Linked DNA regions of Homo sapiens: regions 2 and 3 are each linked to region 1. A link is a contact called in ENCODE Hi-C or POLR2A ChIA-PET data. All regions are on one chromosome and are shown on one strand. The core of a region is the stretch at or near the end of the contact, and the rest is flanking DNA. Distances in the headings are between cores, read along the strand shown. Region 1 overlaps NDUFA10 (NADH:ubiquinone oxidoreductase subunit A10). Region 2 overlaps HDAC4 (histone deacetylase 4). Region 3 overlaps HDAC4 (histone deacetylase 4).

What was found. A loop is a pair of places that touch in the nucleus more often than their neighbours do. ChIA-PET counts read pairs that join two places held with the same protein, here RNA polymerase II (POLR2A). Pooled maps may share reads with other maps.
Region 2: a loop to region 1 is called in a map of sigmoid colon, with 2.5 times the contacts of the local background. The contact joins two enhancer-like sites. A Hi-C loop is called at or near these places in 4 of 168 maps with a recorded cell type or tissue (PC-9, endothelial cell of umbilical vein, posterior cingulate gyrus and 1 more) and 5 of 50 pooled maps.
Region 3: a map of heart right ventricle shows a loop between it and region 1 (2.9-fold over the local background). The contact joins two enhancer-like sites. A Hi-C loop is called at or near these places in 6 of 168 maps with a recorded cell type or tissue (CD14-positive monocyte, IMR-90, ascending aorta and 3 more), 11 of 37 single-sample maps with no recorded cell type and 20 of 50 pooled maps. POLR2A ChIA-PET finds 5 or more read pairs at or near these places in 1 of 52 experiments (activated T-cell).

What each region holds. Positions count from the first base shown.
Region 1 is chr2:239,995,728-239,999,977 of GRCh38, forward strand. All of the region lies in intron 8 of NDUFA10 (NADH:ubiquinone oxidoreductase subunit A10), which reads right to left. Among named protein-coding and RNA genes, the nearest start is that of NDUFA10, 27 kb to the right of the region's middle. Within about 2 kb of position 2,449, at least 2 of the 41 ENCODE cell types and tissues checked have a DNase peak (open chromatin) inside an H3K27ac peak, as active enhancers do.
Region 2 is chr2:239,110,495-239,114,744 of GRCh38, forward strand. HDAC4 (histone deacetylase 4) reads right to left here. Exons shown (of 27, transcript NM_001378414.1): 14 at 1,032-1,218. Among named protein-coding and RNA genes, the nearest start is that of MIR4441, 27 kb to the left of the region's middle. Within about 2 kb of position 2,922, at least 9 of the 41 ENCODE cell types and tissues checked have a DNase peak (open chromatin) inside an H3K27ac peak, as active enhancers do.
Region 3 is chr2:239,148,778-239,153,027 of GRCh38, forward strand. The region is part of intron 7 of HDAC4 (histone deacetylase 4); the gene reads right to left. Among named protein-coding and RNA genes, the nearest start is that of HDAC4-AS2, 43 kb to the right of the region's middle. Within about 2 kb of position 1,819, at least 12 of the 41 ENCODE cell types and tissues checked have a DNase peak (open chromatin) inside an H3K27ac peak, as active enhancers do.

The DNA of each region.
Region 1 (4,250 bases), core at 1,199-3,698:
GAGATAGAAGAGGAAAAAAGACACACCATGCCCACACTAATTGAAAGCTGCAGTGGCTATATTAAATTCAGATAGAGCTGACTTCAAACAAGGACAAACATCAGCGAAAAAGAGGGGCATTACATAACGATAAAGCGGCCAATTCTTCAAGAAGATAATAACCTAAGATAATAAACTATGTACCTAACAACAGTACCTCAAAATATATGATGCAAAAACTAATAGAACCCAAGGGAGAAATAGACAAATCCAGCGCTGTTGGAAATTTAAACCCAACTCTCAGTAACCGACAGATCCAGCAGAGAGAAAATCCGTAAGGAGACCGATGACCCCAACTCTGAGTAACCAACAGATCCAGCAGAGGGAAAATCAGTAAAGATACCGATGACCCCAACTCTGAGTAACCGATGGACCCAGCAGAGAGAAAATCAGTAAGGATACCGATGACTTGAATACCACCGTCAATCGGCTCGATCTGACATTTATACAACACTCCAGCAACAGCAGAATCTACACTCTTCTCAAGCTGAATTGGAACACTAATCAAGATAGGAAACACTGGCCATAGAAAACCTTAATAAATGTAAATGGAGAGAAATCATACACAGTGTATTCTCAGACCACAAGAGAATTAAACTAGAAATCAACAACAGAAAGATACCTAGAAAATCCCTACATGCCTGGAGATTAAACAACACACTTCTAAATAACATGTGGGTCAAAGAAAAAGTCTCAAAATATTTTTTAAAACATTTTGAACGAAAATAAAAATACAACTTATCCACATTTGTGTGATACAGCAAAAGCAGCACCTACAGGGAAACTGACAGCACTGATGCATATGCAACCATTCTTCTGTTGTCCAGGGCTTCCTTCCCAGACCACCACTAATACCAAAATCTGAGGATGCTCAAGTCCCTTACATAAAATCATACAGTATTTGCATATAAACTATGCACACACTCCCCACACACTTTAAATGAAGCTTGTCCAACCCATGGCTGTATTCAGCCCAGGGCAGCTTTGAATGCAGCCCAACATAAATTCATAAACTTTCTTAAAACATTGTGAGTTTTTTTGCCTTTTTTTTTTTTTAACTCATCAGCTATCGTCAGTGTTATTTTATGTGTGGTCCAAGACAATTCTTCTTCTTCCAATGTGGCCCAGGGAAGCCAAAAGATTGGACACCCCTGCTTTAAATCATCTCTAGAGTATGTATAATACCTAATGCAATGTAATACAATAATATAGTATTATAATATCTAATACAATGTAAATGCTATATAAATAGTTGTTATACTGTATTTTTACATTTTTATTATTTTTTTATTGCTGTGTTATTTTTATTGGCTTTTTTCCCAAATATTTTTGATCCAAGGTTGGTTGAATCCAAGGATGCGGAACCCAGGGATACAAAGGGCTGACTATATTAGAAAAGAAAAAAGATCTAAAGTCAATAAGCTTAGGAATCTATAGAAAAAGAACAAGTGAAGCCTAAAGAAAGCAGAGAAAAAATAATAAAACTAGGGTATACATCAATAAAACAGAAAACAACTGGATAAATCATCAAAACAAAAACCAGGTTCTTCGAAAAAGTTAATAAATATGAAGGGAAAATTCACAAAGAGCAAATAAATAGCCAATAAAAATATAAATTGAAGTTTAGTGTTTATAAAATGCAAAGTAAAACAAATACTTGTATGGGTATCAGAATCGAAAGTTTTTGTTTGCATTTTGTTTAATTATATTCTTTATAGGGAAATTCAGAGAACCAGGTCCAAGTATGAATACTGGTACACATATTCCGGAGAATCATTTTGCAAAAACTCAATAGCTGTAAAATGCGTTCATATACTCTGACCACTTTTATACCTTAAGTAACCTGAAATTGAACAAGAAGGGGTACTACATGCTCTTTACTGTATTATGAACATGAAGAAACTGAAATAATCCAAGAGATCTATTTTAAAGAAACAGTAAATTATGCAGATTATGTAGTGTCGGAGAAGTCAAAACTTTTTCTGTAAATGGCCGGATAGCAAATACCAGGCTTTGAGAGCTATATACAGTTTCCATCACATAATCCTTCCTTTTCCTTCCAATCCTTTAAAAACGTTAAGGATCATTCTTAGCAGCTGACGGCTGGATCTGGCCCACAGGCCAAACAGTTTGCCAAGCCCTGATTTGCATCTCAATCAATGGTAAGTGCAGCATATATGGGGAGCCATGAAAAAATCAAATTTTAAAATGTTTAACAAAACAGGAACATGCTCAAAATATTGGAAGTAGAATACAAAAATACACACAAGATATATTTAGAAATATATGCACACACAAATATTTAAAGACTGGAAGAACCTGCATTCAACTGTTAATCCTGGCACTGTGGTGGCAGAAGCGCAGGTGATTTGATTCTATATTCAACCTTTGTTCCCGACTTTCTCTTCCAAGAGGGTGTGCCTTTGGCCTCTCATCCACTTTGTCATTTCAGTCCCCTCACCCCTCCCTCCTTCACTTTCCTCCTTACCCAGACTAAGCGTCATGGTTCACCACTACTCACATGCGATTTTGTCTGTGCTCAGTTCCCTTGCCCCTCTCTTACAAAACCTCAGTCCTGTTAAAATCCCAGGCTCTGCCCAAGGTAAAAAACCACATCTCCTAGGTTCGGATTTGCCTCCCCTGCCTGAAGTTTTTCTGCCAAAAGCACAGCTCTTGCGCTCTCAGAAAGCCTTTCCTTCGCCACACACAGAGCAGGCCTATGCTGCTGTCTGTGGCAGGGCCTCCTTGCGAGGCTGGCCCTTGGTTGGCTTCTGGAAACTCAGCTTCTAAAAAGTGCCCCATGCTAATGAGGCTGGGCAGCAAACTCAGCCCTACCAGGGTACGATGGGAGTTATGGAGAACACCTGCCTTCTTTCTGGGAGTCTGGAACCTGAGTAGTTGCGAAGCAGAGGATTCCTACGTGACCAGCCCCCAGTAAAAATTACGGGCAGTGAGTGTCTAAAGGGCTTTCCAGGCAGAAATACTGCCCATATGTTACTGTATTTTTCACTGCTTGAGAAAGTTGCTCAATCAATGTGTCAGTGTCCCTCACAGGAGGAAGAGCCTGTGCATGGATTTCTCCAGAGTCCAACATGTCTTTTTTTGTATTGATCTGTCTGCGTATCTGTCCTCATTCACTGTGATAAATCTTATTCTGAACAGAGATAGGCAGCTACCACAGAGGGAGCCCCCAAGGCTCCAACCCACAGCACACAGGCTCAGGATGCTGCACCAGGTAAGGACCACATGGAGCTGAGCTGCTGGCAGAGGGGAGGAGGCTGTGGGAACCAAGGAAGCTACCAAAGTGAACTTGGGTCTCCGAACTCACCACAGAAGCGGGGACTCCAGGAATTCTGTGGCAGGTTGTTTCTTTCTCCCTCTACTTTATATGAAAAACACCTGCAGTGACCAACTCAAGACTATGAATGGTCATCACCGCACAATGACATGGTGGCTGCCCCTGTTTCACGTAGGGATGCACGTTTTCATTCTGGACAGGGAACAACGGTGAATGCCGACCGTCCTCTGCATTCTCTGGGTGGACAGTCTGGGGCTGTTTTCCACCTGGCCCTTTAGATCTCCTCTCTACCATTCCTCCAAGGTGCTCTGTGCCCAGAGGCTGGCTCCTTGCATCCGAGGGGCTCTACTGCCCTCTGACTTCAAGCACAGCTGGGTGGATGATTGTTCTGCTGGTTCCCTGCATGCGGGTTCCCCATCCCCCTCGGGCTCCATCTGATGCTGGACAGCCTCTTCCATAGCAGCAGCAGCAGCAGCTCTGGACTCCAAAACCCAGTGCCCCCGCCCTCAACTGCCAGTTTCCCACTGTGGATGGCCTGGGTGTCTCACCATCCTGTTGCTTCCCTCAACCCTGCCCTGCTCTTTATCAATGGTTCCTTTACGTAACTCTCTTCTGTTCTCTGGTCAAATGTGCCATCTGTTTCCTACGAGGAACCTGACAGCTGCAGCTAAAGCTGAATTTTGGGAAAATGGAAATGTTACGGCAAATTCACAAAGTTATACTGATGGAGAGTGCACAACAGAGCCTTCCCGTGGCTTTCCTGTGAAACCCATGTTGTTTGTACCATGTGACAGGTTCCTGCCGGTTTCCAGTTATGCACAGCATGGCGTTTCCATCCACAACAGGTCACATATACAATGTGGTCCTACAAGATTCTAGTGGAGCTGAACACTTCCTATCACAGCAGCTGTCA
Region 2 (4,250 bases), core at 1,672-4,171, 880 kb before region 1:
CTGGCTGCTCCTGTGACCTTCCATGGTTTTCTTTCTGAGAAGCAGCATTTTACTTGCTGGATACCTACTCTGGAAATTTGTCTCTGAATATGAATAGCATCCTTCTAAGACCTGAGAGTGAGAACCTCGCAGACTGCAGAACACTAAGCCACGTGATGAGAATCATCTGAAGAATGAAGCCGTGCTGTATTTACAGAACATTTTTCTTAGTGCGTCATTAACAAGAAATATTAGATCATAACAACATGAAGAGCGCTCCTGCCTCTGTGCTTGTCTCAGAGGCAAGCCCTGCCAGAAGCCAGCCCTCCTTCCCTCCTCTCCCCTGCAGGGGTGGCTGGGTGGCGGGGCGGCCCAGGACAGCAGTCTCCTCCCCGGCTCTGGCTAGCTCCAGGCAGACAAGTCCAGGGCCCGGCCCCTCCTGCCTCCTCAGCCGTGGTGGACGCCTTACTTGCCTCCTTCTTGTGAGGGAAAACCAAGGACCCCTGCTGGCAGATCGCCTCCCCGGGGTGAGGATGGTATGAGGGATGGCACAGACAGAGGACGTGTGGCTCCCACAGCGTGTCCCAGGGGTCCCGGGCTCTGCTCTCGTGTAATCACAGCCCCCCGCCAGCCATTCACAGCCCTGTCACTGGAGCCTCAGCGTCAACGCTGTGGACGTGGGCGAAGTGTGAGGGAGTAAGCGGAGAAGCGTGGGCTCATGATTCCTGAGCCGGACCAGAAGCTGTAGGTTCTCATGGCCCCACGGGCATGGGCTGTGGACTGTTCTTGGAGGAGACCATGGGTCTCTGGGACAGGAAAGTGGGCAAGTGAGCCCGTGACAGGTCCCCAGCATGACAGAACTGAAGGTGTGGGGTGTAGGGCGGGGAGAGGGCCTCTGTGACAGACCTGTGTGGTCCCCACCATCCAGCGTGGCCCTCGTGCCTGCCCAGCCCCTCCTCAGCCTCTGCAGAGCTGGGCCGGGAAGAGCCCCCCGCGCTGTGCCCACTGTGGCCCGCGTTGCACCCTCAGGCTGCACAAAGGCCACGTGTTACCTGTCGTGAACCTCGGCTTGGTGGGGGGCTCCTGCACAGACACGGGGAAGGTGGCAGACGCGGGTGAGGACTGCGCCCGGGACAGAGGCCTGTGGCCGCCGAAGGACACGGGGATGCCGGCGGCCTCCATGGACGCCTGGTAGTTCCTCAGCTGGTGGATCCGCTGCTGCTCCAGCAGGAGGGCTTGCTGCGGGGAAGAAACGGCCGTGTTGGCGGTTGCGGATGTCTCCCGCCCCTGGGCTGCAGGGCTAGGGGTTGCCCTCTCTTGCAAGTCTCCCGTCCACGCACAGGCCATACATGGGCCACAAGGATGCCGGGAGGCCAGCTGCGTGGAGAGGCCTTCCCTGTGAGTGCCCTGAAGCCTGAGTGGGCCCAGAGCCAAGAACGAGGCCAGCACAGGCTCTGCCTCCCAGGACGGTCTCTCTAGGGAAGGCAGGCTGTCCACGTGGGATCCTGCCATGGGTTACGTTAACAGGATAACACAGGTTGAGTCAGGGGGTCCCAGGGAGGCCTGGCCCAGTATGGGGTATCAAGGAGGGCTTCTCTGAGGAGGTGCTGAGCCAGGAGCAGCCTGGAGCAGGTGCAGGGGAGTAGGGCCTGGCAGGTGTGGAGAGAAGCTCTTGCTGGGGCGGCAGCCTGGCCCTCGCTGGTTTCACTGGGGGATATGCGAAGGCCATGTAGATGTGGGGACCACAGCGTCCACTCTGCCATACCACACACATACGGTGAGTGGGCACGAAGCCCAACCCCCTTGTTGGGTTTGTGGGTCTTAGTTCTGACCAACAGCATTGAATCTGCATGCCAAACTTGGGCGAGAAAGCACCATCGGCTCTCAGACTTGAAAGTGCCAACTGGGCTTCATCTGCAGCCGCTCCCCTCCCTGGTCTCACATCCCACACACCCTCGTGCAGGCTAAAAGCAGTAACAGCCCATCAGCTTCTGGGCACCCAGGACCTTTGGGGCCTAGAGCAGGCCTGCTGGTGGGGATGTGCCTCTCTGATGAGATGGAGCTGGGCTGGGCTCTGTGTGTGGGGGGGGCACTCAGCCAGGGGCCTGGGACACCCTGAGGGATTCTGGGAACAGGCTGAGGTGCAAACCCCCATACGAGGCAGAGTGGAGTGGAGGGAGCAGGGCAGAGATGAGGTCACAGCTGCCAAGCCTCTCCCCAGACAGCAGCTGAGGGAGAGCACAGCAACCTGCCACCCAGGCCGAGGCACAAAGAAAGCCGGGCGCCTCCTTGCTGGGAGCTCTGCGCCAATCCTGTCTTAGTTTTGATGAACAAATCCTGTGAACATGGAAAACCAGGTACCTACATCCCAGCTCCTGTATGAAGGCAGAGCCCAGCCCTGTGCTGCCAGCACTGGGGGAAACCAGAGCTACCCGGCCAGGCTCCGATCTGTCCTGCCTTTAGGAATCAGGCTGGGCGTGGTGGCTCATGCCTGTAATCCCAGCACTTGGGGAGGCTGAGGCGGGTGGATCACCTGAGGTAAGGAGTTCGAGACCAGCCTGGCCAAAATGGTGAAACCCCATCTCTCCAAAAAAACAAACAAACAAAACAAACAAACAAACAAAAAATTAGCCAGGCGTGATGGTGGGTGCCTGTAATCCCAGCTACTTGGGAGGCTGAGGCAGAATAATTGCTTGAGCCCAGGAGGCGGAGGCTGTAGTGAGCTGAGATGGCACCACTGCACTCTAGCCTGGGCAACAGAGTGAGACTCTGTCTCACACACACACACACAAAAGGAATCAGAGCCAGGAGGGAGCAGAGAAGAAGGAAGCCCTGAGACAGTGGGAGGAGCTGCAGCAGGAGCTGGAGCAGGAGCCAGCACCCACAGGCCCCCAGTCTGCTGCTGACCAAATTCAGCTGGGATTGCCGTGGGCCCCACGCGGTTAAGTGGTTAATAAGCAATCCTCCCCGACGCGGGCTGGAGGTGCCCCGCCTTATGTTTACCTCGGCAAATTGCTCCGTGTACTACGACGTTTCCCTGATAAGGGGTTCTGCCTATTACTCTCCAGAGAGAACAGAAAATAAGTGTTTCTAATAATCATCTCATGCTTGGAATATAACAAGCCTCTTTTTCTCAAAGTAAAGGCTGATCTATGAGAAACTAGCCCTAAAAATTATTAATGTAAATAGTTTCCCATTTCTTATCAGCCTAATAATAGCACACTGAATTTCAGATCTTCATCAACTTACAAGGCCCGACCACAGGAAGAGGCCCCCACCCTGGGCCTGTCGGACAGGACCTGTGGACGAGTGTTCACCATGAAGCACCGTGTGTGTGCCAGAGAGGCCCGGGGCTTTCTCTCTCTGTCTTTGCCAAGCGTTAGTTCTGCTGGGCTTTGTAGTGTTTAGTGCCCGGGGTGCTAATTAAGAAGGCCCAGAAATTAGAGACAGGCCCCCCTCTGAACAAGAAGGAGAAATAGCACCCAATGCCAGCCACTGGGGGAAGCTCGGTGGAGAAGGGCTCCTGACCCAGAAGCCTCTGGAGACCACTGAGCACTGATCCCGTGTGTGGCAGGCTTGGGTCTAGGTGCTCCAGGTACAAGGCCCCACACTGATTCATTCAGTGGCAAGCATTTAAGAACTGTAGCTGAGAATTAAGGGGAACAGTTTACTGCAGGGCGTCCTGCTCCTGGCTTCCAAGGTGCTGCTGGGGGTGGAGATGCAGCGTCTGGCCACACAGCTGGCAGTCAGGAAGCTGGGGAGGTGCTCAACGGCACGGCCGGCATGGAGTCCAGAGAGAAGGGAGGGAACGAGCCAGTGGCTCCTGCAGCCGAGGCAGCAGCTCTGCTGCTGGAGGATAGAATCAAATCCTACAGAGCTGTGGTTCCTCGGACTGGCTTCCTGCCTACAGGGAGGAAGCCACTTTCCTGAGGGCACTCTAGCTGCAGATACGGGGCTCCAGCTGGCTGCCCAAATGCCTTAGGTATTTCTGCTGACTCAGAAGTTTAATGTTTCAATGGAAATTAACCAGTCATTCACTGGCCTTCTTCATCAGTCTCCTGTGAGTTTGGTTACTGGGTGTCAGTGCCCTGAAGCCTTACTGGCTCTGGGTGCCACAATCGCACCCGTCTGTCTGGATCTGCAGGGCTGCTCATTAGCACCTCTGGGTCACAAAAGGTCTTGACTTCTGATCAGGCCCTGCCTGCCTTTTTGATCAATTAATACCTCTAGTTCCTTCACTTCTTTAAAAAGCATGCTGTATCTCACTAACA
Region 3 (4,250 bases), core at 569-3,068, 850 kb before region 1:
GCCGGGAGAGCAGACCGTTCACACGCACCGGGCAGTGGGGCCAGAAGCACCAGGCGGCCTGCTGTGCAGAGGAGGGTCTCCTAGGTCTGCTGAAATGTGGGCCTGAATTGATAGCAGGCAGGTGTGAAACTAAGCAAATGAAAAAAATGATCAACTTCCGGAAAAATTTCTACGAGGTGAATGCAGTCCAGGTGGACTCTGGTTCTGCTGTGAACGTGACACACGCTGTAATAACGCAGGCGGGACAGGCAGTCAGGGACGGCCGTTCTCCTATCATGAACATCATGGGGGTCTATGTAAATGTACGTTTATTTACTTCGGTGAAAATAAAAAGATAATTCTGGCCGGGCATGGAGGCTCATGCCTGTAATCCCAGCACTTTGGGAGGCTGAGGCAGGTGGATCACCTGAAGTCAGGAGTTTGAGACCAGCGTGGCCAACATGGTGAAACCCGTCTCTACTAAAAATACAAAAATTAGCCAGGTGTGGTAGTGGCACCTGTAGTCCCAGCTACTCAGGAGGCTGAAGCAGGAGAATCCCCTGAACCCAGGAGGCGGAGGTTGTCTCACTTGGGCGACAGAGCGACGTTCCGTTTCAAAATAAATAAATAAATAAATAAATAAAAAGATAATTCTAAAAGACAAATGACAGACTGGAATCTAACTTCTGTAATACATGAAAACACAGCATTGCAAACAACATATAAACAGTACTTACAAAGGAACAAGCAAAGACGATGCCCCACAGAAGAACAGGTGAACGCACTGCCGCTAAGCAACCTCCATTCAGCACTGATGGAACCGCCTCACGTGCCCTGCGTGGCTCCAGATGCTGGGCACAGGGTGGCTCTGAAGACAGAGCCTGCTCAGGGCAGCCCCGCTGCCCAGCTCCGGGGCACCAGCCACCCTCGACTTTGAAGCACGTTGCTCACGTGCTCCTGGGGAGGGGGCAAGCACACAGCCATGCCCGCCCTTGACTGACGGTGACGGCACTGCTCACTCAAACACCAACAGGCTCGCCATCTTCACCACTGGCCACATTGCCTAGAATGAACTGCAACACCATCCCGCCTGCTCGTGGAGGGGGTGGGGAAAATGGACTCTCAGGCTGCTGGGGAGGGGGTATCATTTGCTCAATGTTTTGGAATATACATACTCTGAACCAGCAGCTCCATTTTCAGGAACCTTTCCTACAGAAATACTAACACAGTGAGGAAAGGTGCTCAAAGTTGCTGGCAAAATGGTAACCAGAAAACAGTCCAACTTATATCTATGTCTTAGACTACTTGAGAGAAAGGCGTTGAGCTTCATACGTAAAAATGGAATAATGGCCACCATATAATATTAATTAAAAATAAAGGTAGAGGAGAAAACGCAAAATGGGTATTTTTGTTAACAAGACAACTCAGATACATACAGAAACACAGGTACACACACAGACACACAGATACACACACAGAAACACAGATACACAGACATACAGATACACACACAGAAACATAGATACACACACAGGTACATACACAGATATACACACAGATACACAGAAACACAGATACAGAAACAGATACACAGAAACAGACACACACACAGAAACACAGATACACAAACACAGAAACGCACACAGATATACAGAAACACAGATACACACCCCACACACAGAAACACAGACACACACACAGATACATAGAAACACAGATACACACACAGGTACACACACAGATATACACACAGGTACATAAACACAGATACAGCAGCAGGAAGTCTCACCACGCTGCACCTCCTCAAGTATATACCACACCTTCACATACAGCAGCAGGAAGTCTCACCGCGCTGCACCTCCTGAAGTATGTACCACACCTTCACATACAGCAGCAGGAAGTCTCACCACACTGCACCTCCTGAAGTATGTACCACACCTTCACATACAGCAGCAGGAAGTCTCACCACGCTGCACCTCCTGAAGTATGTACCACACCTTCACATACAGCAGCAGGAAGTCTCACTACGCTGCACCTCCTGAAGTATATACCGCACCTCCTGAAGTATATACCACACCTTCACATACAGCAGCAGGAAGTCTCACCATGCTGCACCTCCGTATGTACCACACCTTCACATACAGCAGCAGGAAGTCTCACCACACTGCACCTCCTGAAGTATGTACTACATTACACCTTTACATACAGCAGCAGGAAGTGTGGGCACTGCCCATTTCTTCCTGGTCCCACCCCTCTCCAGCAGTTTCTGCAAACTGCATTAGAACAAGGGACAGCAAGCAATGGTCAGAGGCAAACAGAGAGCCCCTTCCCAAACTCAGGGATGAATGTGAGGGTGGAAAACACACTCTGTCCTATTTCACAGTACCCTGAGCCTACTCTACACACAGATAAGAACAAACACTTGTAACTTTATTCAGGTCACTAGTACACAGGGCGAAAGCCATGAGCCTATTGATGAGCTGTGGGACTTGACTAATGAAAGAACCATGAAGCCATGAAGTGGATGCCCACCGCCCCACCTTGCAGACCTGCGGACACAACGGGAGGTCATCTAGTCTGCCCAGGATATGGTGTCGTGGGCGCCAGCCTGGCCACAGGCCCTGTGCTCTTCCTCACCAAGCGGGACAGCTTCCCCCCAAAATGGAGGAAAACCCACCCTATCTGCACATCTAAGCAATGGATGGATGTTTCCCATGGGCAGCCGTGACCTTGAGTGACTGGTTTCAGAAGGCCCCAGGTGAGGAGGGCAGAGCTAGATGAACACTTTTCAAGCCTGACCATGGAGGCAAGTGCAGAGGGAGCCCAGGACCTTTGACTGACTGCCCAGATCCATGATCCATACAGGGGCCAACAGAATTCGGTCCCTAGGACCAGCCCAGCCTCCTCCCAATTCACACCCAACTGTGGGGACCAAGCCCTACCAGGCAGGCTAGAGAATGCCGGAACAAGGCTGAAGTTACCAACTTCTCACCAAACGTGAGCTCTGGGATTTTGCTTCCTTAAAAGAGCCAGGACAATCCATGGCAGTGCCACAGCCCAGGCCAGCAGCCGGGCCCCAACACATGCTGGGGAGAGTGTTTGCTGCTAGGACCATGTGCCCAGGGACACATGAGGATGCTGGACAAGGAGTGCTGTGGAGTGCACGGTTTTCAGTGCTCAGGCCCAAGAAGCTGCTGACAAATGGGAACGAACTGTGCTGGCTGGACAACAGTTAGTTAGTTGTTTTGGCCTCCTTTCATCTATCAGCAGTCACATGAGGGGAAAATTTAAGAGTCATTATAAAAAATACACGGTGACTAATATCTTTAAGAAGATCACGATGAAGATGTTACTGGGGAAAACTAAGATCCCTCAACATCATCAAAATGACAAAACGTTGCTTGCTTTTAAAAGTGGAAAAGCCTCCATTCCTCAGCGTGAACATGGACTCAAAGGCTCTGTTTAAATGCAGTTTCTGGTGAAGCCATCTGACACCCACACAGTGCAGGAAAGATCCAGCGTCCTATGTCCATGACAGTGATCCACACAGTTCTGTCTCTTCTGACTATATTTAAAAATACACATTTGGCGGCTTCACAAGTCTGCAGAAACCCAAAGTCAGGGTGACACTTGAGGCTGCACAGACATGGGAAGGGACCAGGCACCTCACCCTGGGCCGAAATCTGGCGGGAGGTGAAGACCTCTGAAGTGGAGACACCCCTGCTGCCAATCTCCCAGGAAAGGGGCGGGGCCTCTGGCAGGAAGAGCTGGACCTGAGGCCCTGGGTAGAGGTCTCTGACTCTCAAGCCCAGCGGTGGAGGCTCCTCCTGGGAGATGGCACTCAGGTGAAGGCAAGCCAGGAGCGAGGAGATGAGCCCTGAAAAGCCAACAGAGCAAGATGGGCCCTTCTGGCCAGATTTTGGGTATAAATCTTGGTGTTCCCATCCTTGTGGTCCTTCTCTAAGTGGAGGTGAGTGGCTCCTGCTGGTTTCTACCTGAACTGTAGGCATGGAGGCAAGGAGGTGGGGGGATGCTGGGTCTGGCAGTTACCAGTCATTGGATGGAGAAAAAAATCAAAAACACCCTAACAGCGTAGAGAAACAAGAGCAGAAAACACCTCGATCTGGTCCTACTCGAAGGACTTTGCAAATATTAATTAATTCACATCTCATGATAGCTCCAGGAGAGAAGCAATTTAAAGGTACATTTCACAGATGACGAAACTGAGGCACAGAGAGGTTCAAGAGCTTCCCCAGGTCCCAAGGTGGCGG